6 separate regions of the Homo sapiens genome follow, and regions 2, 3, 4, 5 and 6 are each linked to region 1. The links are chromatin contacts, found by Hi-C or POLR2A ChIA-PET in ENCODE. All regions are on one chromosome and are shown on one strand. The core of a region is the stretch at or near the end of the contact, and the rest is flanking DNA. Distances in the headings are between cores, read along the strand shown.

Region 1 (4,219 bases), core at 646-3,145:
TCTGCATAAATTTTAAAAGCACTTGAGTTTCTGAGGGAGGAAGGAAGAGAAGTGGTTTGGAGGTAATATGAGGAATAGGCCACAGATAAGAATACCTATGAGAGGAAAAATAACCTCCTGTACTTGAAAAGTTGCAAGGGAGGTAGTTTTGCTAAGTGATAAACCGGGTTTCAGTTGGAATGGGAAGTTGATGGGAACATTTACAGAAGAGGCTAAGAATAAAGGGGAAGTGGTTGATGGCAGATGTTGAAATCAAAAGTGTGAAGTGAAATGGTTAGGATATTTGGTGAAGAGTGGGATATGGAATCAGAGTAATTGAAGCAGAGAGTAGCATGGAGATACTAGAGCAATAAACGGATGACGCAGATCCTACTGGTTGTGATTGAGGTGGAAAGGATTATAAAGCATGATGGAATTATCTTTTGGTAATCTCTTGGGTCAAACGTGGTGAACGGTAAGATGAATAATATAGAGCTACACAAACCGTTCTTGTGATATGGAGGCTGCTCCCTAATTACAATGCTAATATTTCATTTAGGATTTTTGTATTCATCGTTACAAAACAGGGTCTGTAGGTTTCCTTTTAGTGTTCATAATGCTTAGGTTTTACTAACAGGGTTATGATTACCTCTCCAAACAAGCTGGGATTTTTTTTTTCAAGCGTTTCCATGCCCTGGAACCATCTGGTCTAGTGCTTTTTGGGGTAATGAATATCTTCAATTGTATTTATTTTTACTTAGTTGATCTATTCAGATTTTCTACATTTTCTTGAGCTGATTTTGCTTATTTATATTTTTATTGATATAAAGATTTTTTCTATTTTTATTTCTTGTGCCAACTGTATGTACATTCCCCCCATTCCCGTTTCCATACTGTTTTTAGGCCATTTGAAAATCTCAAAGGTTTTACAGGAAAGTACAGATTGATGAAGAAATGGCCAAAAACGGGAAAAGTGAACTTTAAAGTGATTCAACTACAAAACGTATGCTACTGAGCAAATACTAGTGTATTCCTCGCTCTGCGGCTTAACTCCATGAAAATCCGTGCAAAGGTTTTAGCGTTGGGATTGTGACCGACTCGGTGAAGAGAGGGGACGATCACCAAACCGTTAGAGCACTGGGGCTCTTGGCAGTGTTTGTCAGTTATTTTCAAGTGATAACTTGAAGTGATACCGCAGGAATAAAATGCTGTATCCAGAGCTGGTCGGAACGAGCACTACCTTTAACAAAAGCTGAAAAGATCTGCCTAGGAATTCGTTAGAATACAGCCCTCTTACGTCTCTGACATACCTAGTTATGTGAACCGAGACTGTGCAGCTGACGGTGGAAATTTCCTAAGTGCTTTTTAAACAACAGAACTGGACTCCCTCCCTCCTCCATTCCCAGTCGAATACGTCCCACCCAGATCCAGCTCAAGGGTGCAGCACTTGTTCCGGCCAGCTCACAATCGCCCTTTGGAAGGGAGGTTTCCCGCCATTTCGCTTAGGAGGAGGGTGAACTCTTCTCCCTTCATTCTCCACTCGCTGGGGGCCCGAGCCCACACCACCTTCCTAGCAAAGCAAGCAGCGGGACGCCAAGGCCAGCAGGCCGCATTAAGAACGCTGGACTGAGCCAAAAGCCTACACAGACCAAGCCGCTCGGGAAAGGATCAACAACTGCCGACAACCCGGAGGGCGAAAACGCCCGCGGCGTAGGGGAAGCAAACTAGGAGATGCGCGGGCCCAGCGCCAGCGGCGGGAGGAGGCAGCGCGGCCGTCGCAGGCGGGAGCGAAGGCGGGGACGGAGGGCGGGCTCGCTCCACTCGACTCCGGATTGGTCGAGCTTAGAGAGCCGAGTGACGTCAGCGGGGGAGAACGCCTGATTTGTGTGGTGGGCGCGGGCGGTGGGGGGAAGCGCAGTGCGCAGGCGCAACTGCCTGGCTCTGCTCGCTCCGGCGCTCCGGCCCAGCTCTCGCGGACAAGTCCAGACATCGCGCGCCCCCCCTTCTCCGGGTCCGCCCCCTCCCCCTTCTCGGCGTCGTCGAAGATAAACAATAGTTGGCCGGCGAGCGCCTAGTGTGTCTCCCGCCGCCGGATTCGGCGGGCTGCGTGGGACCGGCGGGATCCCGGCCAGCCGGCCATGGCGGGGCTGTACTCGCTGGGAGTGAGCGTCTTCTCCGACCAGGGCGGGAGGAAGTACATGGAGGACGTTACTCAAATCGTTGTGGAGCCCGAACCGACGGCTGAAGAAAAGCCCTCGCCGCGGCGGTCGCTGTCTCAGCCGTTGCCTCCGCGGCCGTCGCCGGCCGCCCTTCCCGGCGGCGAAGTCTCGGGGAAAGGCCCAGCGGTGGCAGCCCGAGAGGCTCGCGACCCTCTCCCGGACGCCGGGGCCTCGCCGGCACCTAGCCGCTGCTGCCGCCGCCGTTCCTCCGTGGCCTTTTTCGCCGTGTGCGACGGGCACGGCGGGCGGGAGGCGGCACAGTTTGCCCGGGAGCACTTGTGGGGTTTCATCAAGAAGCAGAAGGGTTTCACCTCGTCCGAGCCGGCTAAGGTTTGCGCTGCCATCCGCAAAGGCTTTCTCGCTTGTCACCTTGCCATGTGGAAGAAACTGGGTAAGTTCCCTGGCTTGTTTGGCGCCCGCCCCTTTTTCAGGCAGTTCAGGGCTTTTATGGCACCAGCCCCGCGTGGGCCCCCGGCACCCAGAGCGCAACCAAAGTATACACTGATGGAAGTGACTAAAAGCTGTAATAGCGCTTTGCTGGGTGGAGGTCCGGGCAAACCAAGCGGCCTTGGGGAAGATAGGATTGCCGTCTCCCTGCAGCCTATTCTTGCTTTATTTCCATCCTCCAAGGATCAATGGGAAGCAGTCCACTCCCTTCCCTGCTTCACTTTGGTGGCAACCAGAGGAAACGTGTTTGAAACCTGGCGCCAGATTTTGGCCAAAAGATAAATCGATGTTGCACCTGGGCCAGGCGAAGGAAAAACTGTAGTGTTTCCTTAGAGAATCTGTCATAATTCTGCTCCTGAAAGTCTTATCCCTCTCGGTTGCCTCCTACCGGTGGTGTCAGTTCTCCAGATTGACCCGGGATTGCTGGGGTTGGTTGCTGGAGTAAAGCGTAAGCTAATTTAGAAGGGCTGAAACGTAACCATCCGGCAACTTAAAGTTTTGGAAGGAATTCCGTTGTAATGATGGTGAGATGTTTTTAGGATCATAAACCTGTACTGCTTATGAAAACTAAAAACGCGGAACGTGTTGTTACCTCTTAAAAACTGGCCCCGTGTTAAGGGTGTGCGTTAGATTCTGCTTGGGTTTTCTTTTTGGAAATTGCCTTAGCTGATTGCTTTCAGATAGTTCCCAACCGGTTGTTCCTAGTTTAAAAAGTACTTATAAATTGTAACTGCCCATCAAAATAAGAAAAGGCAAGGAATTACTGTATGCTAGAAGGAAATAAAGGTCTTAAATGTCTAAAAATTTCGGTGTAGTTGTAGTTTCATCTAAGTTTTTTTAAATGTTTGTAAAGCAGGCAGGATTTCTGTGCCCAACATTTACAGAATCATCTTACAGCATTATAATTGCTTATCTATTGCAGTGAATAAATGGCATGCATCTTTGTTAGAGCAAAGAAGACAATACTTCCAGTGGTGGGAAAAAACCTTGTTTATGGCAGCATAATAACGTTGCTTTATTTTCAGCAGAGGGATAGAGACATAGAGAAAAGAGTTAGATTTAGCAAATACAGAACATTTTTAGAAAGGTATTGTCATAGAGTTGTAGATTAGCCGGTTTCAAAGTCTGTTTTCCATTTGCTTGGCTTTCTGCCAAGAGTTAGTTGATTGACTCAAAAACCAGCCACTAGGCTTGTTGGAGGCGTTTCCCATCCATCCCAGGGGCCCCTCTTTATGGATTTATTTTGTTTTTGTGTAGGCACCGTAGAGCTGAAAGCACTGTAGTGTATTGTAGAAATATGTGATATCATTGACTGCAGGGCAACGAGAAGTCGACAGCAGCACAAGAGAGGAAGACTAGGCACAGAACTATTTAGAGTGCTGTTTATTTTGCAGTATACTTGGAGTAACATGAATTTGCCATATGTTTGAACTTTAAGGATAAAAAATCTTTAAGGTATAAACTCCGTTACATTAGTATTAAATTTTTTTTTTTTTAAGAGACGGGCAGGGGCGGGGGACGGGTGTGGGCCGCCTTACTTTGTTGCCCAGGCTGGGCAACAAGCGATCCTGGGC
Region 2 (4,219 bases), core at 746-3,245, 980 kb before region 1:
AATCAACTGCTTTTGGGATTCTAAATGTACTTAAAGTTACAGGGTCTGTATGAAAATGCCAGACACTAATTAAATTTTGGTGGCCCATTCATGATACGGCTCTTTTATCTCCGGATTCTGAGATTGAAAAGGTGACTTGATCAAGCTATTGAATTACTGTAATAAAACAATTACTCCCTTAGAATTTTAATTTAGAATTTGTCTACTTCCAAAAAGGGTTTAAAGCAGTTATTACTAGACTGGCATTAGGTTATTTCAAATGTTGCGGAACAGAGGATCTTCGTGTATTTAGCTTAACAATACAAAAAGAAATTTTGCAAGCATAAATATTCACTCTTACAACATGGTGGCAAGGCTTTTCTTTGCAGAACAATCTTTGCCCTCTTACCTGCCAGACTCTTCTCTCATGCTCAGTATGTGAGACAGTTAAGTAAAGGGAAAAACACTAAAAGCAACTAAAATGATTGGCAAACTTCTCACTGTAACCTAAACTGCTTAGCATACAAAACTATCGTCTACCCAATAGGGTTTTATGTCCTTTAACTGAAAAGGACACTAAAAATAATTATTGTGGACTTGAGCTTTTCTCTTTCGGCGGGGCGGGGGGTGGGGGGGGAGAATCACCTCTCTTACAAAGATAAAAGGCACAGAACTAACGTCTTTCATCCTTTATTGTATTGGTGCGATTATGAAATATTATTATGGCTTATACTTTAGCAAGAAAGTACCAGAAAGGTTATTATTAATCGACAATGAATGCCGTTGATACCTTCATGCTCTTTGAAGACAGGATGCTCCGGCTTTGAAGCGCTACATTTCTACATTGCTAACCTACAGGAACCTATGTTGAGGTGGTCCCACCGAAATACACGGCTAATAGTTCATCTCTTTCCTCCAGGAACCTTCAGGTTTTTTTTTGTTTGTTTTTTTTTTGAGACGGAGTCTCGCTCTGTCGCCCAGGTTGGAGTGCAGTGGCGCGATGGAACCTTCGGGTTTTACTAAGCATCCTTACCCTAATTATCTAAATCTTTGAGACGTAAATTATTTGATGTGGCTAAAAATCCTCCTGCTAGAATTTAGGTCCAATCCTTTAATGTTCGGATACTCAAATTCTTTAACGAAACTGATCACTGAGCTAGGCCGACACAAGTCCGCCAAAATGTCCGCAGAAACGTTAAGAAAAGCTGTCATAAGGCCAGCTTGAAAGACATCATAAAAGGCCTTCGCTGTCCTTTGAGTTAATTATCTAACACCCGAAGAGAGTGCCAGTTCTAGTTAGAATCCGCGCGTCAGGTTCTCCAACAGTCAGAAGGGCTTGTGTGAGGGCAGGGAAGATTTTAAACCCCGTTTCAGGCCCCCTCCCTAGGCTGTAGGAAACCACCCACTCTGAAGCCCGGCGGGGGAGGAGTGCTGCAGCCAGCTGCCGAGGGAGCGCTCTGCGGCGAGGCCGTTTCCCTGAGTCACGGAGAGGGCGGGAGGCTGCGCCCGTCTGCCCCCGCCACGTCCTCCTGTGAGGGGCTCAGTCGAAACAGGCAGCGGTCGCAGGGAAACGAAGCGGCACCCGTCATGCCTCAAGGTGGCCCAAAAGCCTCTTCACTCCCAGGAGACGCCGCATTTCCTTAAAACGAGCTCTCCATTTCTGGCAGCAATCAGCCGACCCTTCCCCATCAGTATCACGTGCACCTGGAAGTACGTGGGTGGGACCTAAAGCGCCCACGGAAGTGACGTCGGTCGCCCCGAGTCGCATGATGTGGCAAAATGAAAAAAAAAAAGTGGGGGGAGAAAGAGAAGACTGGCGAAAGTGATGAGTCTAAAAAAGTAGTCCCTCCGGTTCCTCTGTTTCCCCCCATGTGGCGTCAGGAAGCGAGGCACCGGGCGCACTGCGCCCCGAATTCCTGCGCCCGCCGCGCGCGGCGCTCCGTGGAGGGGTACATAAGGCGGAGGGGGTGAGGCGACTGGGCGGAGTTCTGTCGCCGGGATCCTTCCGCTGGGCTCAGCCGTTTCCGGAGTCTGCGCTGCGCCCGGTTCCGCCATTGCGGCTCTCCTGGCCCCTGGAGCCTCCGCCCCCGACCCGAGCTCTTTCGTCTGCCTGCCAGTTTCCTGCGTCCCCGGAGAGGATCCTGCTGAGCCCAGCCTCCCCCCTCCCCTTCTCCTCCTCTCCCTTGGAGAGCCCGGGCAGCCACTGCCCCGCAGCCCCAGTGACAGGAGGAGACCATAACCCCCGACAGCGCCATGGCCCAGATTCTGCCAATTCGTTTTCAGGAGCATCTCCAGGTGCGGCCGGGCCCGGGCTGGTGAGGGCTGTGGAGAAGGTGGTAGGAAGGATGGAAGACGCTGGAGTCTGGGCCCGAGCAGTATCGGAGCTGGAGGGGCGGGGGGGTTGTCGGTGATTGGGGTAGGTGGAGGAGGGGGCACTATCTTGGAAAGCTTAAAATATTAAATGATGTGGGGCTTGGATGGAAAGGACAGGAGTTGGGGTGCAAAGAGCTGCAAGGACCAGGCCTGGATCCAAAGGCCTCTCGATCTTGCTTCCTGGATGGCCAGAACTGCGCGTACAAACTCTCTCCCCATTTTATTCATTTCATTCATTTGGGTAGGGGAGTGGGAGGGGGATTCTCCCTTGTTTCTACCAGAGCAAGGATTCTTATCCCCTGGGCCAGTGCGGGGCTGTCACCTTCCATTGCTCTCCTCTTTCCCTCATCGTGTCTGCACCCAGGAGTTGTGGGGCGGGTGGGTTGGGGAGGAGCAACCTTTTTTTTCCCTCCCTCTGCGGCTCTCAACTGAGAAAGGCACCTTCTCCGGTGGTGGGGGTTGGGGGTGGTGGTGAGGCGGTGGCTTTTCTCTTGCCTTCCCTGAGGCAGTAGGGACAGAAGGTCACTGAAAGAACGGAACGAGGGTAGAATGGGAGAACGCATTTCTTAGAGCTATGTCAATCTCAGAGTGTGTGCGGTCAAACTCCCTAAGGAAACTCGCCTCCCCTTCCCCCTTTTTTTATTTCTCTGGGGATGTTGTGGCTCTTAACCCCTCTTTGGTTCTGGAAGGTAGGAAAGAGTGATACAGAGGTTATCTTTTAGTCTTCTCGAGTAGTAGCAGGTAGTTTTGAATATCTTCTTCAGGATCGCATGGAATTGAACAGAGCCCTGGGGACAGCACAGCTGCTCTGAGACCTGCAGGGCTATTTGGTCTGTGACTGGCTTCCCTTTAGTAAGTTCTAGAGTTCTTCCCCATGGTTCCTTATCCTGGAGGCAACATATTGTTATCTGGCAACATGCCAGTGGCGGGCCTAGGCAGGTGACCATTGGAAGGCTTCACTGAATTAAACCTCTTCAGAGCTTTTGATTTTCCTGTGTCACCAATCCTGTTTTTTACTGTAGCTTAAATAATTTATTCCTATTAATTTGCTTTCTTCCCAAATATCCCCTTAAAGAAACCTGCCTCAGCTCAGTCGTCTGAAGGGCTAATTCCATAATGACAGGGAATGCAGTGGTTTGACATGACACTGATATCAGTGACCTATTAGACACTTTACCATTGAAGACCATTTTTATTTACATTTCCCCATTGGCATAGCATACATAAAGGATTCTTGTTAATAAAAGGTTTTAACATTCAGGCTATAAGTAACATAATTTCATATTTCTTTGCAAGTATTACCATGTTTGCACTAGCAAGGACTTATTTTCCTTTAAGGCTTGAAATGTAAAGAATAATAAATTTTTACCCATAAAATGAGTTAAATAATGCACTTTCCTCAGTCATCTATAATTTTCAAATAACTCATCTGAAGTAATGGAATATACCTTGGCAATAAAAACACTTTTACAGAGGGTTAAAAATGTTAAATAACAAAATGGACATTTTTTTTTGATCAATCCAAGTTTAGTTGCTGTGGTTGCTTTTGTTAAAGTGGGGTGGCAAATGAATGTGGAGAGTTGAGGGGTGCTGTTCTTAAGTGTGAGGGGAAAACGCGGGCTTATTTTCATATTAAACTGCATCTGAAATATCTTTCTGCAGACAAATGTTTATAAACCACACAGAGAATCAAGTACAGCTGCTCTTTATTTTCCACGGCAGATGTGTAGCTCACTACTAAATCTTGTGGTGGTTGGAGTAATAGCTTTTCATTTCTTTTAAAGAGGAGACAAGAATTGTTAAATGATCCCAAAGATTCGAACCCAACCTTGTCACTTATTAAAGACAAATTTAATACATGTCTGTT
Region 3 (4,219 bases), core at 971-3,470, 890 kb before region 1:
AAAGTAACCAAATATCCCATACACTACATTCCGGTACTATCTGGAGAAGGAACTGCTCTACATAGAGAAGCTATTATGTGCTGGATAACATACTAAATCCTTTATATCCATTACCTCATTTATTGTTGCTATGAACACATAAAAAGGAAGATATATTAGCCTCATTTTAAAGATGAGAAATATGAGGATCAAACAGAGAAGTTGCCTTTTTCTTTATTTTTTTTTAAAGAGAAGGGGTCTCCCTCTGTCACCCAGGCTAGAGTTCAGTGGCATGATCATAGCTCGCTACAGCCTCAAACTCCTGGGCTTAAGCAATTCTCCTACCTCAGCCTTCCAAGTAGATGGGACTACAGGTGCATGCCACCACACCCTCCTGATTTTTTAAAAATTTTTTATTTTTGTATGGACTTGGTCTTGCTATGTTGCCCAGGCTGGTCTGGAACTCCTGGCCTCAAGGAGTTGCTTGAGGTCGAGGCAGCAGCATCTCGAGTCCAGTTCAAAACCAATCTGGGCAACCCAGTGAGACCTCATCTTTACAAAAAATTTAAATAATTAGCCAGATGTGGTGCCACATGCCCATACTCCCAGCTACTCAGGGGATAAGGTAGGAGGACACCTCAGGCTGGGAGGTGGAAATTGCAGTGAGCCATGATCGTGCCACTGCACCCCAGGCTGGACAACAATGCAAAACCCTGTCTCCAAAAAAAAAAAAAAACCCAATAAGATCAAAAACAGGACAGTGAAAGTTCCAAAAGTTACCAAGTTTATTTATTATGTCCCATATCTCAATGGAGTGTCTAATCATAAAAATGCTAAAATTAACACATATTTTTGTTCTTTAGGATGTTCTAATCTCATATTAATCTGATCAGATTATCATCTAACTCCTCTAAAACAACATGTCTGTCTCTTTTTCTGTACACTTACGACAAGCGTATCAATAAGCCTAGTGCCTAAGACTAAGGTAAAACAAATAACCATTCTTTGTCTCATAAATAATTCTGGGCAATGACAGCAGAACAAAATAAGTACATCCTATAAAATCTTCTTCTTGGTGCCTTCTAATTCCCCTGCCTCAGTAAACCCATTTCAGTAGTGCTCTTGATCCCATTACCTCCTTCTGCACCATGCTCCACCCGTTAATCTTTTTTTAAGAGACAGGGTCTCACTATGTGGCCCCCTATGTGGCCCAGGCTGTTCTCAAACTCCTGGGCTCAAGCAATCCTCCTGTCTCAGCCTCCCAAAGTGTTGGATTACAGGCTGAGCCACCGCGCCGGGTCTGCAGTTTACAACCGAAAAAAACAAACAAACCTTTCCCAAATCTTCTCTGACCCTTAAGCCACTGCCCCACTTTCCCTGTATAACATATTCCCAGAGTCTAGTATGGTGCCTGGGGTATGTCAGTAAGGATTAATACCTCTCTAGTTAATCTCTTTGTGTGAAAAAGGGGGGAAATTTTTTCTTTCTTTTTTTTTTTTTTCTGAGACGAAGTCTCACTCTGTCGCCCAGGCTGGAGAGCAATGGAGCGATATCGGCTCACTGCAACCTCCGCCTCCCGAGTTCAAGTCATTCTCCTGCCTCAGCCTCCCGAGTAGCTGGGATTACAGGCACGCGCCACCACGCCGGCTAATTTTTGTATTTTTAGTATAGATGGGTTTTCGCCATGTTGGCCAGGATGGTCTCGAACTTCTGACCTCAGGTGATCCGCCCACATCAGCCTCCCAAAGTGCTGGGATTACAGGCGTCAGCCACCGCGCCCGGCCCCAAATTTTCGACTATATTCTTAGAAACCAATTCTTTCCACGCAGAGCTCGACAGCTCGAAACGCTGGGGATATTCATAAGTGCCCAGCTGAGGGTATGAGGCCTGCTCGCTATTTTATCAATTTCGGAGAGAGCGCATCGATACTGCCTGCCTGGAGGCTTTGCTGGGAACTAGAAATTCTGAGTCTTCCCCTCCCCAGCAGCCTGTTCCTTTCCTCCAAAGGACGGTTCGCAGAACAGGAACAGAGGGCTCAGCGGCCCCTGGGCGGAAGACAGTTTATAAAGGAGAAAATGAAGAAGGTGGGTAATGCAACGAGGTGAAAAGAAACGTTCCTACTGGCGAGAAAATGAATAATGATATTGGTCTCCTTCGCCCTGTAAGGAGCCAACCAACCTACCTACAGTACCTCCTTTCCTCACTCGCGCCTTCCCTTCTTCTGGGCAGCGAACACGTTTCTATCGCGTGAGCTACCTCTTCCGGGGTTCCTGGGTGACAAGTTCCGGATCAAGAATCACAAAGCGAGCAGTCATTCTTCCTCTTGCCACACCCACAGGGCCCGCACTAAGAGCCTAACTGAAATCCCGCGAGGATCAACCGAGCTCGCCGAAAGGAGGGAGGAACGTATCCCTTCTGGAGGCTGTCTCAGGGGGCAGAGGGACCGGACCGGAAGTGACGTGAGCGGGTTCCGGTTGTCTGGAGCCCAGCGGCGGGTGTGAGAGTCCGTAAGGAGCAGCTTCCAGGATCCTGAGATCCGGAGCAGCCGGGGTCGGAGCGGGTAGGTAAACTAACTCAGGGAATTGGGGACCGAAGCCTGAGGCTGTCCTCAGAGCTTGGCGTCTTCCGGAGCTCTCCCACTTAGGCATTGCGGATCTGGGGCACTGTGATTCCGACTTCCAGCAGTGTTTTAGGACGCTGCTGACTGGATGTCTCACCCTGGATGTCTCACGCTGGCGGTAGCCAGGTTATTTGGGACACCTTCTCATGGTTGGTCACCCGGACATTGAACCCAGACACCGGGCTGTTCGTTCTCCTCTCCGCGTACTTGGAAGCCTTGCTAGGCTTCTTTAGAGAACCTCTTAGTCCCGGGATGTCCAGGACCTTGGAGTAAGTGGAGAAGGTCTTCCCTGCTGATGACTGAGCTATTTCTCAGGATCTGTCAGTTTGGTTTTTGCTCTCCCGAACCTCTGGCGCATGATGCTAGATGTATTCGCTCCTAAACGAAATCCAGGCGTGCAAGTGCCATCTAAAGCTCTGGTGGTACAGGGTAGCCAAGGGAATGGGCCTTCGCTCCGCAGAGCCCTTGGAGAGGAACTTCTCAGATTTTTCACTGCTTTAATGAAAAAGAGTTGTCTGCCTTTCCAAACCCCTGAACCCCGACCTCTATATCTTATTACAGTGGAGGTATTTGCAGTAAAACGTGAAGGTCGACTTAATCTCTAAAATTCCAGAAACCATATGTGGCCCTGTGTCACACTGCTAGATTACTTATGACCTCCAGAAGATTTTACACAATCATCTTTTATTTACCTGCAACTCCATGTAAAAATCTAATAATACACGTAGACTGGCCACTGTTGATGTGTTTTGGCAGCATCGCTCCTTATCCTAATGTTAACGTCTTTCATTTCTACTTTGGGGCTTGTCAGAGATTTTTGTGGACAGATTACATTGATCATTTGAAGAAGCTTGTACAAGTGTTTCTGGTGTTGTCATGATAGAATTTAATATTCCAGTTGCTACTACCTAGTAATTGTATTGTCATTAGCTCTGATTTTAGTTGTGTATTCTTAGCATAGATGATGAAAGGAAGAAACTTACTTACTAGGCATCATTGTATGCATTGTAGCTTATGTTTTTACTGTGGAAGAGGGATGGTGGTACCTAGACAAATGTGACTGATTTGTGTAGGTATGAAGTGACTCTCTCGAGTAGAAATTTTATATTTTACTACTTTGCCTACATTATCTTAAGGCACTGAAGGTTACTTTTTTCCTTTGAGGGATATATCCTACTTGATTACAATTGATTAATACAGTTTAATTTCTATGAGTCACATTCCAGAAGAAAATATACATAGAACCATGATGCCTTTTACCAGTTTACCTATAGCTAGTTAAATCAGTTTGTCAGTTTACATATTTTTCTTATTTTGAGTTTGAAAATTTGTTCACGCTTGGCTTTGAAACAAGGTGACAAAATTTGAGATATGGAATTATGATAGATGTATCATTAGTTTAACATTCGGTAAATTTGCTTCTTGATTATATAACTGCCAAATCTGATCTTATCTTCTTTATGTTCAATTGAAGGACTGATTATCCAGTTTTTCTCACTTTTCCAACTTCTCGCTTTTGGCTTGAATCACCACTTTTTAGGATTTTGGTAACTATTAAACTTTAAATCAGAAGACCTGGATTGAAGTCTGGGCTCCAACACTTGTTAAGTAATGGCTGAT
Region 4 (4,219 bases), core at 642-3,141, 770 kb before region 1:
CAGGCATGAGCCACTGTGTCCTGCCAATACTATCACTTTTTTGGTTTTTTTGTTTGTCTGTTTGTTTTTTGAGACCAAGTCTTGCTCTGTCGCCCAGCCTGGAGTGCAGTGGCGTGATCTCAGCTCACTGCAACCTCTGCCTCCTGGGTTCAAGCAATTCTTCTGCCTCAGCCTCCCAAGCAGCTAAGACTACAGGCATGCACCACCACCCCCAGCTAATTTTTGTATTTTTACTAGAGTCGGGGTTTCACCATATTGGCCAGGCTGGTCTCAAACTCCTGACCTCAGGAGGCCTCGGCCTCCCAAAGTGCTGGGATTACAGGCATGAGCCGCTGTGCTGGCCTGATTTTTAAGTTTTAGAACTCAGTGAGTCTTCAAACCAGTGCAGATCTGTCACTATAAAAAGCTGCCACCAGGCCCACTCACACCTGTAATCTTAGAACTTTGGGAGGCTGAGGCGGGATTGCTTGAGCCCAGAAGTTTGAGACCAGCCTGGACAACATGGTGAGACCCCATCTCTTGAAAAAAATTTAAAAATTAGCTACTGTGGCCCCAGCTACTCGGAAGGTTGAGGCAGGAAGATTGCTTGAGCCCGGGAGGTCAAGGCTGCAGTGAGTCGTGTTTGTGCCATTGCACTCTTGAGTGGGCAACAGAGCAAGATCCTGTTCCCAAAAAAAAGCTGCCACTGGGGCCAGGTGCAGTGCCACTCGCCTGTAGTTCCAGCTACTTGGGAGGCTGAGGCAAGAGACACAACCTCTTTAAAAAAAAAAAAAAAAGCTGCCACCAGTCTGTCATTTTCTATAAATGCAATCAGTTGATTTTTAACAGAGTTTTGTTTTGGCAACCAATCAGTTTTACCTAGTCCTTATAGACCACTCCTTTAGCTCTGGCCACATTCATCAGCACAAATGCCTGCTTTTCTCCTGCTGCTCAAGTCTGCCTTCTGAAATGAGGTTTTGTTCTCTAGAGCTTCTCTTTAATGTTAGCTTATTTCAAAGAGTAGCTGCTAATGATAAGGAAGTCTAACCTCCAATCTGATTCTTACAGAAAATAATGCTAAATCTCCAAAAGCTAGGGCAATTGCAGATTATTTTGTGATAAAATATGCTGTAAGGCAGTAGAAACAATGTACCTGATAAAATACACCTGGAGAAAGCATGGTCTTCCTTCTACACAGCCAGAAAGAAACCCATGGTGTCATGTGTTCATAATACCACTCTGCGTACAATGGACTAACTTAAGTACAAAAGAAGTTTTAATCATTTGAAAGGGCACAGATGTGAATGAAATTCAAGATGTTTTAATCCCAGATCCTGGGGTCAAATCACAACGAATTTTAGAAGGTGCCAGGGACTGTCAGTCCAAACTTGTATATATGAGAAAGCCCTAGATTTTCTAGTATAGTGTGTGATTTTCATCCTGAATTTATTTTATGTTGGGGTGCCATTCCAAGATCCTGGATGTAAAGAAACATGATTAGGGGGCTACCACATTTCAGATCCAAAGCAAGTAGAATACATCAGTTACCAGTTTTTTCTTATAGTATCAGCTTCAAAGATTCATATACTGAGCCAGGCACAGAGGCTTATGCCTGTAATCCCAGCATTTTGGGAGGTCAAGGCAGGCGGATCACTTAAGGTCAGGAGTTTGAGACCAGCCTGACCAACATGGTGAAACCCTGTCTCTACTAAAAATACAAAAACTAGCAGGGTGTAGTGGTGCCTACCTGTAATCCCAGCTACTCAGGGGGTTGAGGCAGGAGAATCGCTTGAAGCCGGGAGGTGAAGGTTGCAGTGAGCCGAGATTGCGCCACTGCACTCCATCGTGGGTGATAGAGCCAGACTCCGTCTCCAAAAACAAAACAAAACAAAACAAAAAGATTCATGTGTTCTATTCAGTTAAATGGTAAAGATAATAACACTTTCATTCCAGTCACACAGGATAACTAGATCCTTTTTTACTAGGTTAAATATGTGTTTATTTTCAGTTAGCACCTGTTCATTTACTTATTCTGGATTAATAAAGGGCTGAAAGGCTGTAGATATTAATGAGTCAGCATGATGGCCTTTGGCTTCTTCAGAAAGATTGCATGATAAACTCCCCCACCCTTTTCCGAGCAGTCTACCTTACTAGGAAAGGCAGTTTCATGTGGAGGGCAATCTGTCATTTTTGAATAAGGGCAAGAGTCTGAGGTCCATTCTGAGTCACTATGAATAGAGCTCTAGTATTGGTTGGTCCCCAGGGAAACTGGTGGTTAAATACTGTGAGAATCTTTATCAGACAGGAAATGACAACTCATTAAAATACTAGCCGTTAAGCCTGTTTAGATCACTGCCTAGGGGGTAGGAAGGAAAATTTAACTCTATAATGTTTGACTAAAATGTGCACATTTCTGAAGATGGAGAATTATTTACAAGACTGTTACCGAGAAAGGGAATTGCTAGGCTGTCTTGTTGCTGATCTTCTCCCACACCCTCTTTTCCTCTTTTGTACATATAACAGATCAGCTTGTAATGGGAGTAGGATAGGGAAGGGCTTTAATTTCATTCCTGAAAGTGTATCCTACTATTGCCTTAAATGTAAAATTCAGTCTCTTCAGCAGAAGAGGCGGTTGTTGGCTTCAGTTAGAACAGGATCATTTTCTATATAGGAGTCTACTCCTGTGCTCCTGGGCCAAATCTCAATTGATAGAACTCTCTGGGGTCAGAGGATAAATTTGATGTATTGATTTACATACAGTGGTCCTCATTCAATCAAGAAAATTCTAAAGATCCTGATATTCATTTAGAACATAATTAAATTTTATAACTCTGGGCACAGGTTTTCAGTCTCCTGAAGTTGGGCTATCCAGATTTGGTGGGGGCGGGGACAGGGGCTAGCTCTGTTGCCCAGGCTGGAGCAACATCTGCCTCCCAGGCCCAAGTGATCCTCCCACCTCCTGTCGCATGCCAGCATGCTCAGCCAATTTTTAAATTTTTTGTAGAGAGGAGGTCTCACTATATTGCCCAGGCTGGTCTTGAACTCATAGGCTCAAGTGATCCTCCCACCTTGGCCTCCCAAAGTGCTGGGATTACAGTGAGCCACCAAGCTGAGCACTCTTTTCTTTTTATAAGTACCCTGACCTGAATCTTCTCCTGAAAAATTTTTTTTTTCATTTATAAGCTTTCAGGGATCTGACTTATGACACCCTGAGATTCTTTAGACTTTGTGATTAATCATCAGAGGGAATACTAACCCAGCACAAACAATGAAATAAAGGTAAAAAACTGTTGTGCCCAGACTTTTTTCTAAGACAAAAGGCTTATTACTCTTTGTAAAGAGGCTATCGCCTCCTTACTAGAATTTATGTCAGAATGTTTTTCAGGAGGGTAAATATAACCTATATGCTCACATTAATGCTGAGATCCTCAAAAAAGTATTTGAGAAAGGAGCAGAGCCTATATTAAATAAAAAATTTACTTTATTAATGCTGGTAAAATATTCTTAGGCTTAGAGACTTCAACTGCTTAGACTTTAAGTATACACTCTGTAAATAGGGCTAAACAAGGTGAATCAATCTTTTTTGTTGGTGTTTTAAGAAACAGGTTCTCCCTCTGTAGCCCAGGCTGGAGTGTAGTGGTGTGATTTTAGATCACTACAGCCTCAACCTCCTAGGAGGGCTCAAGCAGTCCTCCCCACTCAGCCTCTTGAGTAACTAGGACTACAGGTGTGCACCACACCTGGTTAATTTTCTGTGTGGGTGTAGAGACAGGAGTCTTACTGTGTTGCCCAAGCTGATCTTGAACTCTTAGACTCAAGCAGTCCTCCCACCTCAGCCTCCCAAAGTGCTCGGATTACTGGCATGAGCCACCCTATCCTGCCTGGCCAGATTTCAGATCTTACTTATTTATTATCTATCTATCTAATCTATTGATTTATTGAGAGAGAGACAGGGTCTTGCTCTTTCACCAAGGGTGGAGTGCAGTGGTTCAATCCTAGCTTACTTTAACCTTGAACTCCTAGGCTCACAGGATCCTCCCATCTCAGCCTCTTGAATAGCTAGGACTACAGGCACTTGCCATCACACCCAGCTACTTTTTTAAACTTTTGTAGAGACAGGGTTCTCACTATGTTGCCCAGGCTGATCTCAAACTCTTGGCCTCAAGTCCTCCTGCCTCAGTCTCCCAAAGTGCTGGGATTACAAGCATGACCCATCACACCCAGCCTAAAATACAGATTT
Region 5 (4,219 bases), core at 759-3,258, 750 kb before region 1:
TAGGGCCGGGCATGGTGGCTCACGCCTGTAATCCCAGCACTTTGGGAGGCCAAGGTGGGCAGATCACCTGAGTTCGAGACCAGCCTAACCAACATGGCGAAATCACATCTCTACTAAAAATACAAAAATGTAGCAGGCACGGTGGCACATGCCTGTAATCCCAGCTACTCGGGAGGCTGAGGCAGGAATCGCTTGAACCCAGGAGGCAGAGGTTGCAGTGAGCCGAGATCTTGCCATTGCACTCCAGCCTGGGCAACAAGAGTGAAACTCCGTCTCAAAACAAACAAACAAAAAAGAGTTCAGTAAAAGTACAGCAATAAAAGTTATCCACCTCCACCACCCCAGCTTTTTTTTTTTTTTTTTTTTTTTTTTGAGAGTGAGGTTTTACTGTGTCACCCAGGCTGGAGTGTGGTGGCACAGTCATGGCTCTTTACAGCCTTGACCTCCCAGGCTCAAGAAATTCTCCTACCTCAGCCTCCCTGGCAAGGACCAGCATGAACCACCATACCTGGGTAATTTTTTAATTTTTTGTAAAGACAGGGTCTCAATATTTTGCCCAGGCCAGTCTTGAATTCCCAGGCTCGAGCGATCCTGCCGTGGCCTCCCAAAGTGCTGGGATGACAGGTGTGAGCCACCATGCTGGGCATTCCCAATGAAAGACTGAGGCCAGGCACAGTGGCTCACGCCTGTCATCCCAGCCTTTTGGGAGGCCAAGACAGGATCACTTGAGGTCAGGAGTTCAAGACCAGCCTGGCCAGCATGGTGAAACCCTATCTCTACTAAAAATACAAAAATTAGCCAGGCGTGGTGGCGTATGCCTGTAATCTCAGCTACTCGGGAAACAGGCAGGAGAGTCACTTGAACCCGGAAGGCAGACGTTGCAGTGACCTGAGATCGTGCCACTGCACTCCAGCCTGGGCAACAGAGCAAGACACCATCTCGCAAAAAAAAAAAAAAAAAAAAAAAAAAAGTGAGCATCTGATACACATGCAAGAATTTCACAACATTGCATTCACTCCTCCAGAAACAAAGATATATTTTAAAATGCTTTCTTAGCATATGTGCTCTGGTTTTCTAGCAGATACTCTGTCAAACTTTTGATAAGTGAAAAATTTACCGAAGAATTTAAAACCAAAAACAGTTTTTTAACTTTCCCACCTGAAAATATTGACCATTTTCTAATTTATTTTCATTATAAAGAATATTGGTTATCATGGTTGCTCATGCCTGTAATTCTAGCACTTTGGTAGGCCAAGGCAGGCAAATCACTCCTGAGCCCAGGAGTTCGAGACCAGCCTGGACAACATAATGAGACCTCCCTACAAAATATTTAAAAGTTAGCCAAGTGTGACAGTATGTGCCTATAGTCCCAGGCTGAGGTGGATCACCTCATTAGTGAGCCGTGATTGTGTCACTGCACTCCAGCCTGAGTGACACAGACCCTGCCTCAAAAAATATATATATAAATACTAAAACATCTGGAAGGAAAGAGGAGAAAAGGGAGTATCAGCTTTTAATACTTGTTACAAGGTCAGTCTAGAAAATACAGTGAGATTTGCTGGGTAAATAGGTTTTGAACCATGAAAAAATTGATGGCATGCAAGATCTTCCTCAATAGACCTAAGAGTCTCATTTCTATTAAAAAATACAAACAACTGCTTCATTTTATTCATAAATAATTTTTTGAGGTGCTACAAAAAATTAAAACTAAGCAGGAGTTTAAAGTTTTTGAAAAGCCAAGTAACATTTTATCTCTAACATTTATTGAATCCTCTCCAGTATTTACACAACGTAAATGAGATACTACACACAAAACCCTTGTGTCTGAAGGTAAATTTATTTATTCTCAAAGACAACAAGAAGAGAAAGCACATCATGTATTTTAAACTTTAGAAGCAACTGAGTCATTAGTGTCTGGTGGACAGGAGCTAGGGATCCTATCCCTTCCCAACAAGGCCAAGAGTTCACCTGAGGTAATGCATTTGCCTTGGGGGCGAGGCCTTGAATTGCAGCAAATAACCTGTGTGTATTTGCATATTTAACCAGTACTCTTAAGAAGGATTATACAAAAACCTGTTCCAGACAGCTGCTTACTCATTGCCTTTAAAATTGCGTGGTGCTGGGATTGGCAGGTGCCAACTGTTTGCTCATTCTCTTTGACCCACTAGCCTTGCAGTTTGCTGTGTGGGTGTTGATACTCCTAAATTAAAGCAGGGAAGGGGTGGTTTTAGATGGCTTTTAACACCTGCTCTCCACCCAAGCACCCTGGATTCATTTGATATCTGGATTCTAATTCTGTAGTCAGGAGACTGGCCCAAACTGTGGCCCAGAGAGAAGTGAGTCAGTTGCAAGTGGCTAGCTGACTCTATGGGAACAGAAATAAAATGCAGCTTAGAGAGTTTGTCAGCCAAATCCACAAATGTGTGGCTTTTTGAAACATTGGACATCTGTTCCTCTTAATTTAAAATAAACTTTTTTTTTTTTTTTTTTTAAGCACAAAGTTGCTTGGCTCCTTGTTTCTTTGTGTCAGCAGCAGTTGCTGCTCTAATTTAGGAACCCTAGGATCTGATTTAGGACATTTGGAATCTTTAAGGCACATTCGATCTAGAAAGTGGAACTGAATTGCTTTGGGAAGGCAAGAGGATGATTTTACAGTATAGGGTTTGTGTGGAAATCCCCTTCAGCAGTAATCAACCCAGGTGTCCAACCTGTTTGTTAACCATTTCCAAATGACTCAGAGGACCTAGAGGGAGGGCTTGAACACACTCCAGCACTGTTTCTACAATTTAGCCTTTATTTGCATTGGAAACCACATTCCTGAATTCTTGAGGGGGCAGGCTCTGGCTTATTCTGGGCAACTGACTTCAAGTGGGACCCCTGAGCTACCTATGTAAGCAAAGAGTCAGCCATCTCTGGAGAGTTACCAGGGAGGAGGATCTTTCTGTGAACTTGCTTTGATGACCTCCACCCAAAGCCCTTTGAGGAACAGTTTTGTTTATTCAAGGAGCCCTTGGCAGGTCACTCCTCCCCTACCACAAATCTAATCCAAATGCGACATTTTCCTTTGAGGCCATCTATCCCTTTTGGGGGACAAAACACATCAGCTTTTCCCTTCAGACCACTTTTGACTGAAGCAGTGATCAACATTGCTTAATTGTGTTCCAGTCTGTTTCCAGCGGGGAAAAAATGCTTTAGGGGAGTGAGGCAGTTAGGGATTTGAAAACAGGGATGGTGCCGCCTGAAGGTGGGGAATGACTTAGATCACTGTCTTCCTTTGGCTCCTCACCATGTTGTGTGGAGGAAACGAAAAGCAGCTCAAGTTCACTCCTCTTGGCAGTAGTGCAGAAGCCTGGCTTGCCACGGCCCTGGAGAACCATGTTTTTCCCAACTTTTTTTTTTTTCTTTTGAGACGGAGTTTCACTCTTGTTGCCGAGGCTGGAGTGCAGTGGCGCAATCTCGGCTCACTGCAGCCTCCGCCTTCCAGGTTCAAAGCGATTCTCCTGCCTCAGCCTCTCAAGTAGCTGGGATTACAGGTGCATGCCACCACACTCGGCTAATTTTTTGTATTTTTTTCAGTAGATACGGGGTTTCATCATGTTGGCCAGGCTGGTCTCGAACTCCTAACCTCAGGTGATCCACCCGCCTCGGCCTCCCAAAGTGCTGGGATTACAAGCATGAACCACCATGCCCAGCCTTTTTTTTTTTTTTTTTTTTTTTTAATACAGAACACAAATTTGAGTGTCATTCTTGTGCAGGGGCCATGCTAATCTTCTGTATATTGTTCCAATTTTGGTGTATGTGCTGCCAAAGCAAGCACCCAGCTTCTTTTCATTAGTTAAGAAGATGAAGGCCAAGACTAAGGCAGGGAGGCCTTTCTCTGCCTTTCACTCTTTAGTGCACCTCACAGTCAGTTGCACTTGAGTAAGGACTGCTAAACCTCTCTGAGAGCTGCCAGATGTTCCTGCCTAGCCTCAGGTTGTTGGTTCTTCAGACACCTCTTCATTCTGCCCATTGCACCAGCCCTTTCCCATCTCCATGTTCCCTCCATGGTAATTTCTTTGTACACAACAACCACACGGAGCACCAGCAATCAAGATTAGCTCCCGGGAACTCTGGCGTGCCCTGTACCAGGAAGCACAGTGGATTACTACAACTTTTGATAATGATTGTTTGCTTTGTACCAGGCATTATTTTCAGGGCTGTTTCACATGTGTTGTAC
Region 6 (4,219 bases), core at 568-3,067, 710 kb before region 1:
TATTCTTAGTAGAGATGGGGTTTCACCATGTTGGCCAGGTTGGTCTTGAACTCTTGACCTCGTGATCCACCTCCACCTACCTCAGCCTCCCAAAGTGCTGGGATTACAGGCTTGAGCCACCACGCCCGGCCCAAAAAGTCATTTTAAAATGCCACATACGTATATAATATTGGAGATAGAACAGCTGTGTTGTCTAAGGAGCTAGTCATTCAAGGAAGTTCTCATACTCTCTACATGGTTTTGGGATTTGTGATTTACTGTACCTGAATCCATTCATACACAGCTCAATAGTTTCCAAAATCTGATTTGTAATCACTTTTTTCCTAAACATATGTTTAAAACAAAACATTCTCCTCAGTTGAGGAGTGATAAAAGAAAAAAAGAGGCTGGGTGCGTGGCTCACACCTGTAATCCCAGCATTTTGGGAGGCTGAGTTGGGAGAATCACGTGAGCCTGGCTGTTCCAGACCTGGTCAACATGGCAAAACCCTGTTTGTACAAAAAATACAACCATTAGCTTGGCGTGGTGGTGTGCGCCTGCAGTCCCAGCTACTCGGGAGGCTGAGGTGGGAGGATCCCCTGAGCCTGGGAGGTCCAGGCTGCAGTGAGCCAAGATCTTGCCACCGCACTCCAGCCTGGGTGACAAAGTGACATCCTCCTGTCTCCAGAAAAAAAAAAAATTAAAATTAAAAAAATAAAAACAAGACAAAACAAATGCTGATTGAAGAAATTAGTAGTACCACCCTTCACACCACATGAACATGTAGAACACAGAAGTGTGCTCAACATTGTACATTCAATTAACATTAATTTTCTCTCTTCTAAATAATAGCTTACGCTTTCTCCACTAGTCTAGCCTGGTAACTTTAGTAAGACCTGTAAGAAAGATTTTGTGTTTAGCTCAGGTAGGACAGCAAGAAAGATGCAGCTTGGAGAAAGAAAACCAGATGAAATATTAACCGGGCGCAATGGCTCATGCCTGTAATCCCAGTACTTTGGGAGGCCGAGGCGGGAGGATCACCTGAGCCCAGGGATTCCAGACCAGCCTGGGCAACACAGCGAGACCCTGTCTCCATTTGAAAAAGAAAGAAAGCAAAAGAAACATTAGAGCAGTTCCTCATTATTTTTACCTAGGAAAAGACAAGTTTTGATAAAGACTTCACATCAGGTCTATGCAGCACTGGAAATGAGCCGTGGGTTGTGAGACAGACTCTGTGCTTAAAATGTCAAACCGGCAAAGTAGGTTTATTATTATCCTCATTTTACAGATAAGGAAACTGAGGCTCTGAAAGGTTATTGACTTTTCCAAGGCCACAGAACTAGTAAAGAGCAAAGCCAAAAGGTCCCCCGTTCCCCACGGGCCCCAGGAGTTCTCCACACGTAACCCGACTCACCGCCAGACGCCGACCAGCGCTTCTGTCCGGTTCAAACTTCGGACCAACCTACTCACCATGCGCATGCTCACTTTCAAAACGAAAAACTTACTGAGAACAAATGCGCATGTTCCATAAACGGAGAGTTTTGTTGTGTATATATTTTTTCCTATTCAGAAAGATTAATTACGCATGTTCAATTTCAATTTACGAACTTCAGATATGGTACGCATGCTCACTGTCCACCGAACGCTCCAGCTGACAATGCGCATGCTCTAGTCCTCCAAGCGCGACTTCGGCTGGTGTTTTGCGCATGTTTCTGCCAGCGCCTGGATCCTGCCGATAGTTCTGCGCATGTCCACTGCCCACTGTTTGGCTTCACGGAACCCTGTACGCATGCTCCTACGCTGAACTTTAGGAGCCAGTCTAAGGCCTAGGCGCAGACGCACTGAGCCTAAGCAGCCGGTGATGGCGGCAGCGGCTGTGGTGGCTGCGGCGGGTCCGGGCCCATGAGGCGACGAAGGAGGCGGGACGGCTTTTACCCAGCCCCGGACTTCCGAGACAGGGAAGCTGAGGACATGGCAGGAGTGTTTGACATAGACCTGGACCAGCCAGAGGACGCGGGCTCTGAGGATGAGCTGGAGGAGGGGGTGAGGCCCGGGGTCCCCGGGGGCCCGAGGTGACAGGGCCGGGGCGGCGGCGCGGGCTCAGGAAGCGCGGTGTGTCCTAGAGCGTGGAGACCCAGGGGGGCTCCTGAGGAGCTGAGGGTCGCGCGGCCTGAGACAGGGGAGCGGGCGGGGCGGTCATGGCCCTAGGTGTGAGGCCTCTGCGGGGCTCGCAGGTGCAGGTCGCACCCTTAGCCCCAGGTCAGCGCAGCCCCGAGCGATCTGAAGAGGGAAAGAGAACGGGCGCGTGGTCGATTCCTCGAGCTGTTGGACTTGAGTGTGGCGGGGAGCGGGTGGCGTGAGCGTGTGTTGGGGAGACGGGGGCTGCTCTTGCTGGGTGTCCCGTAAGTGCAGGCGAAGTGTGGAGGGTTTCCCTTCGAGTCTAGAATTTCAAGTATTGAATCTTCAGACCTCCCACAACCACCTCTCTTCTCGGCCTGTCGCTTCTCTCCTAGGAAGCGCTCAGCTGTTAGAAGTGACAGCTGAAAACTTCTGTCGGGAGTAGCACTGCCGCTGCTGTTACAGCCACCAGGAGTTTTATTTCGGGAGCAAGGGGGCTCTGCTGCATCTTCCAATCTTCCAGGGTTTGTTTGTTTGCTTTTTTTTTTTTACCCCCTTCCGTGTGACTTTTTAAAATAAGCATTTATAAGGACACACGGCACTTGTAACCTTTCCCCAAGTTGAAGATGTCTGTATTTTTTTCAGAATAATTAATGTAATTTTGAGGTGGAAAAAAAAACCAAAAACCAGTTGACAGCCTTGATTTAGCTTGCCAGAAATAAGTTGCCTGAACAGAGACTTGTGAATGGTGGTATGAGGGCTTTCCTTGCTGTAATTTAGGGTGCTAAATTTAGAATTGTATTTCCTAATGCATAGCTTGGTTTCACCCTGCTGGCTTAGTGGTTTGTTAATCTTTATGGAATAACTTTTTTTTTCCCTAGATAAATTTATCAAAAAATGACAAATTGCACCTGAAGTTCAAAAATGTTGTCATACTAAATCACTGATCCTGGACCAAATGATCATCAGTTGATAACCTCTTGGTAGTTTAGCATCTAAATTCCAATGTCTAGTTGAATACATGGGTTAATGACGTCAGATGTTTGCTCTAATTACACAGGGGCTTCCTTTCCCTTGCCTCACCCTCAGTTTTTCTCCTCTGGCACCTGCCCTACTGTTGACAAAAGATTGAGATGATGTATATAAAGAATTTTGAACACTTTAAGAAACTAAGTGGCCTAAAATAATACTGTTCTTCTTGTTTGTTTCTTTTGTTTTGTTTTGAGTTGGGTCTCACTCTATCACCCAGACTGGAGTGCAATGGTGCGATCTCAGCTCACTGCAATCTCAGCCTCCTGGGTTTAAGCGATTGTCATGGCTCAGCCTCCCAAGTAGCTAGGATTACAGGCATGCGCCACCACATCTGGCTAATTTTTGTATTTTTAGTAGAGACAGGGTTTCACCATATTGGCCAGGCTGTTCTCGGACTCCTGACCTCAAATGATCCACCAGCCTCGGCCTCCCAAAATGCTGGGATTATAGGCATAAACCACCATACCTGACCAATACTGTTCTTTTCATAATCAAATAAGACTAAATCAAAATCACACGGTTTAGAAAGTGGGTATTGAGTTGTGTGCTTTTTCTTTTCTTTTCTTTTCTTTTCTTTCTTTCTGGTTTTTTTGTTTTGTTTTGTTTTTGAGACAGTCTTGCTCTGTCACCCAGGCTGGAATGCAGTGGCGTGATCTCAGCTCACTGCAACCTCTGCCTCCTGGGTTCAAGCGATTCTCCTGCCTCAGCCTCCTGAGTAGCTGGGACTACAGGCGCGTGCCACCACACCTGGCTAATTTTTTGTATTTTTAGTAGAGATGGAGTTTCACTGTGTTAGCCAGGATGGTCACGATCTCTTGACCTCGTAATCTGCCCGCCTCGGCCTCCCAAAGTGCTAGGATTACAGGTGTGAGCCACTGCGCCTGGCTTTTTTTTTTTTTTTTTTTTTGAGACAGGGTCTTCCTCTGTCACCCAGGCTGGAGTGCAGTGGTGCGATCTCGGCTCACTGCAGCCTCTGCCTCCCAGGTTCAAGCGATTCTCCTACCTCAGCCTCCCAAGTAGCTGGGATTACAGGGGCGCGCCACATCACCTGGCTACTTTTTTTGTATTTTAGTAGAGATGGGGTTTCACC

What was found. A loop is a pair of places that touch in the nucleus more often than their neighbours do. ChIA-PET counts read pairs that join two places held with the same protein, here RNA polymerase II (POLR2A). Pooled maps may share reads with other maps.
Region 2: a loop to region 1 is called in a map of B cell, with 25 times the contacts of the local background. The contact joins the promoter of CLTC here to the promoter of PPM1D in region 1. A Hi-C loop is called at or near these places in 3 of 168 maps with a recorded cell type or tissue (B cell, naive thymus-derived CD4-positive, alpha-beta T cell and right cardiac atrium), 1 of 37 single-sample maps with no recorded cell type and 15 of 50 pooled maps. POLR2A ChIA-PET finds 5 or more read pairs at or near these places in 2 of 52 experiments (MCF 10A and activated T-cell).
Region 3: a loop to region 1 is called in a pooled map, with 9 times the contacts of the local background. The contact joins the promoter of PTRH2 here to the promoter of PPM1D in region 1. A Hi-C loop is called at or near these places in 1 of 37 single-sample maps with no recorded cell type and 8 of 50 pooled maps. POLR2A ChIA-PET finds 5 or more read pairs at or near these places in 2 of 52 experiments (CD4-positive, alpha-beta T cell and naive thymus-derived CD4-positive, alpha-beta T cell).
Region 4: a map with no recorded cell type shows a loop between it and region 1 (7-fold over the local background). The contact joins the enhancer-like site here to the promoter of PPM1D in region 1. A Hi-C loop is called at or near these places in 1 of 37 single-sample maps with no recorded cell type and 6 of 50 pooled maps. POLR2A ChIA-PET finds 5 or more read pairs at or near these places in 2 of 52 experiments (CD4-positive, alpha-beta T cell and activated T-cell).
Region 5: a pooled map shows a loop between it and region 1 (7-fold over the local background). The contact joins the enhancer-like site here to the promoter of PPM1D in region 1. A Hi-C loop is called at or near these places in 7 of 50 pooled maps. POLR2A ChIA-PET finds 5 or more read pairs at or near these places in 2 of 52 experiments (OCI-LY7 and WTC11).
Region 6: a loop to region 1 is called in a pooled map, with 15 times the contacts of the local background. The contact joins the promoter of RPS6KB1 here to the promoter of PPM1D in region 1. A Hi-C loop is called at or near these places in 2 of 37 single-sample maps with no recorded cell type and 16 of 50 pooled maps. POLR2A ChIA-PET finds 5 or more read pairs at or near these places in 1 of 52 experiments (endothelial cell of umbilical vein).

The regions. Positions count from the first base shown.
Region 1 is chr17:60,598,298-60,602,516 of GRCh38, forward strand. It overlaps PPM1D (protein phosphatase, Mg2+/Mn2+ dependent 1D), which reads left to right and starts at 1,896. Exons shown (of 6, transcript NM_003620.4): 1 at 1,896-2,589. The coding sequence starts at 2,118. RefSeq lists enhancers at 829-1,817, 1,818-2,805, 1,966-2,015.
Region 2 is chr17:59,617,900-59,622,118 of GRCh38, forward strand. It overlaps CLTC (clathrin heavy chain), which reads left to right and starts at 1,996. Exons shown (of 32, transcript NM_004859.4): 1 at 1,996-2,274. The coding sequence starts at 2,233. RefSeq lists enhancers at 430-1,242, 1,080-1,129, 1,140-1,259, 1,710-2,059, 1,789-2,083.
Region 3 is chr17:59,705,210-59,709,428 of GRCh38, forward strand. It overlaps PTRH2 (peptidyl-tRNA hydrolase 2), which reads right to left and starts at 2,221. Exons shown (of 2, transcript NM_016077.5): 1 at 2,162-2,221. VMP1 (vacuole membrane protein 1) reads left to right here and starts at 2,445. Exons shown (of 12, transcript NM_030938.5): 1 at 2,445-2,539. RefSeq lists enhancers at 2,035-2,690, 2,491-2,550.
Region 4 is chr17:59,827,265-59,831,483 of GRCh38, forward strand. All of the region lies in intron 10 of VMP1 (vacuole membrane protein 1), which reads left to right. Among named protein-coding and RNA genes, the nearest start is that of MIR21, 12 kb to the right of the region's middle. RefSeq lists an enhancer at 2,515-2,704. Within about 2 kb of position 1,892, at least 23 of the 41 ENCODE cell types and tissues checked have a DNase peak (open chromatin) inside an H3K27ac peak, as active enhancers do; they include CD4-positive, alpha-beta T cell, where a contact is called at or near this core.
Region 5 is chr17:59,843,728-59,847,946 of GRCh38, forward strand. It overlaps the pseudogene RNU6-450P. Among named protein-coding and RNA genes, the nearest start is that of MIR21, 4.6 kb to the left of the region's middle. RefSeq lists an enhancer at 2,812-3,800 and a silencer at 3,839-3,938. Within about 2 kb of position 2,009, at least 36 of the 41 ENCODE cell types and tissues checked have a DNase peak (open chromatin) inside an H3K27ac peak, as active enhancers do; they include OCI-LY7, where a contact is called at or near this core.
Region 6 is chr17:59,891,304-59,895,522 of GRCh38, forward strand. RPS6KB1 (ribosomal protein S6 kinase B1) reads left to right here and starts at 1,818. Exons shown (of 15, transcript NM_003161.4): 1 at 1,818-2,022. The coding sequence starts at 1,882. It overlaps TUBD1 (tubulin delta 1), which reads right to left and starts at 1,640. Exons shown (of 9, transcript NM_016261.4): 1 at 1,394-1,640. RefSeq lists an enhancer at 1,566-1,845 and a silencer at 2,036-2,235.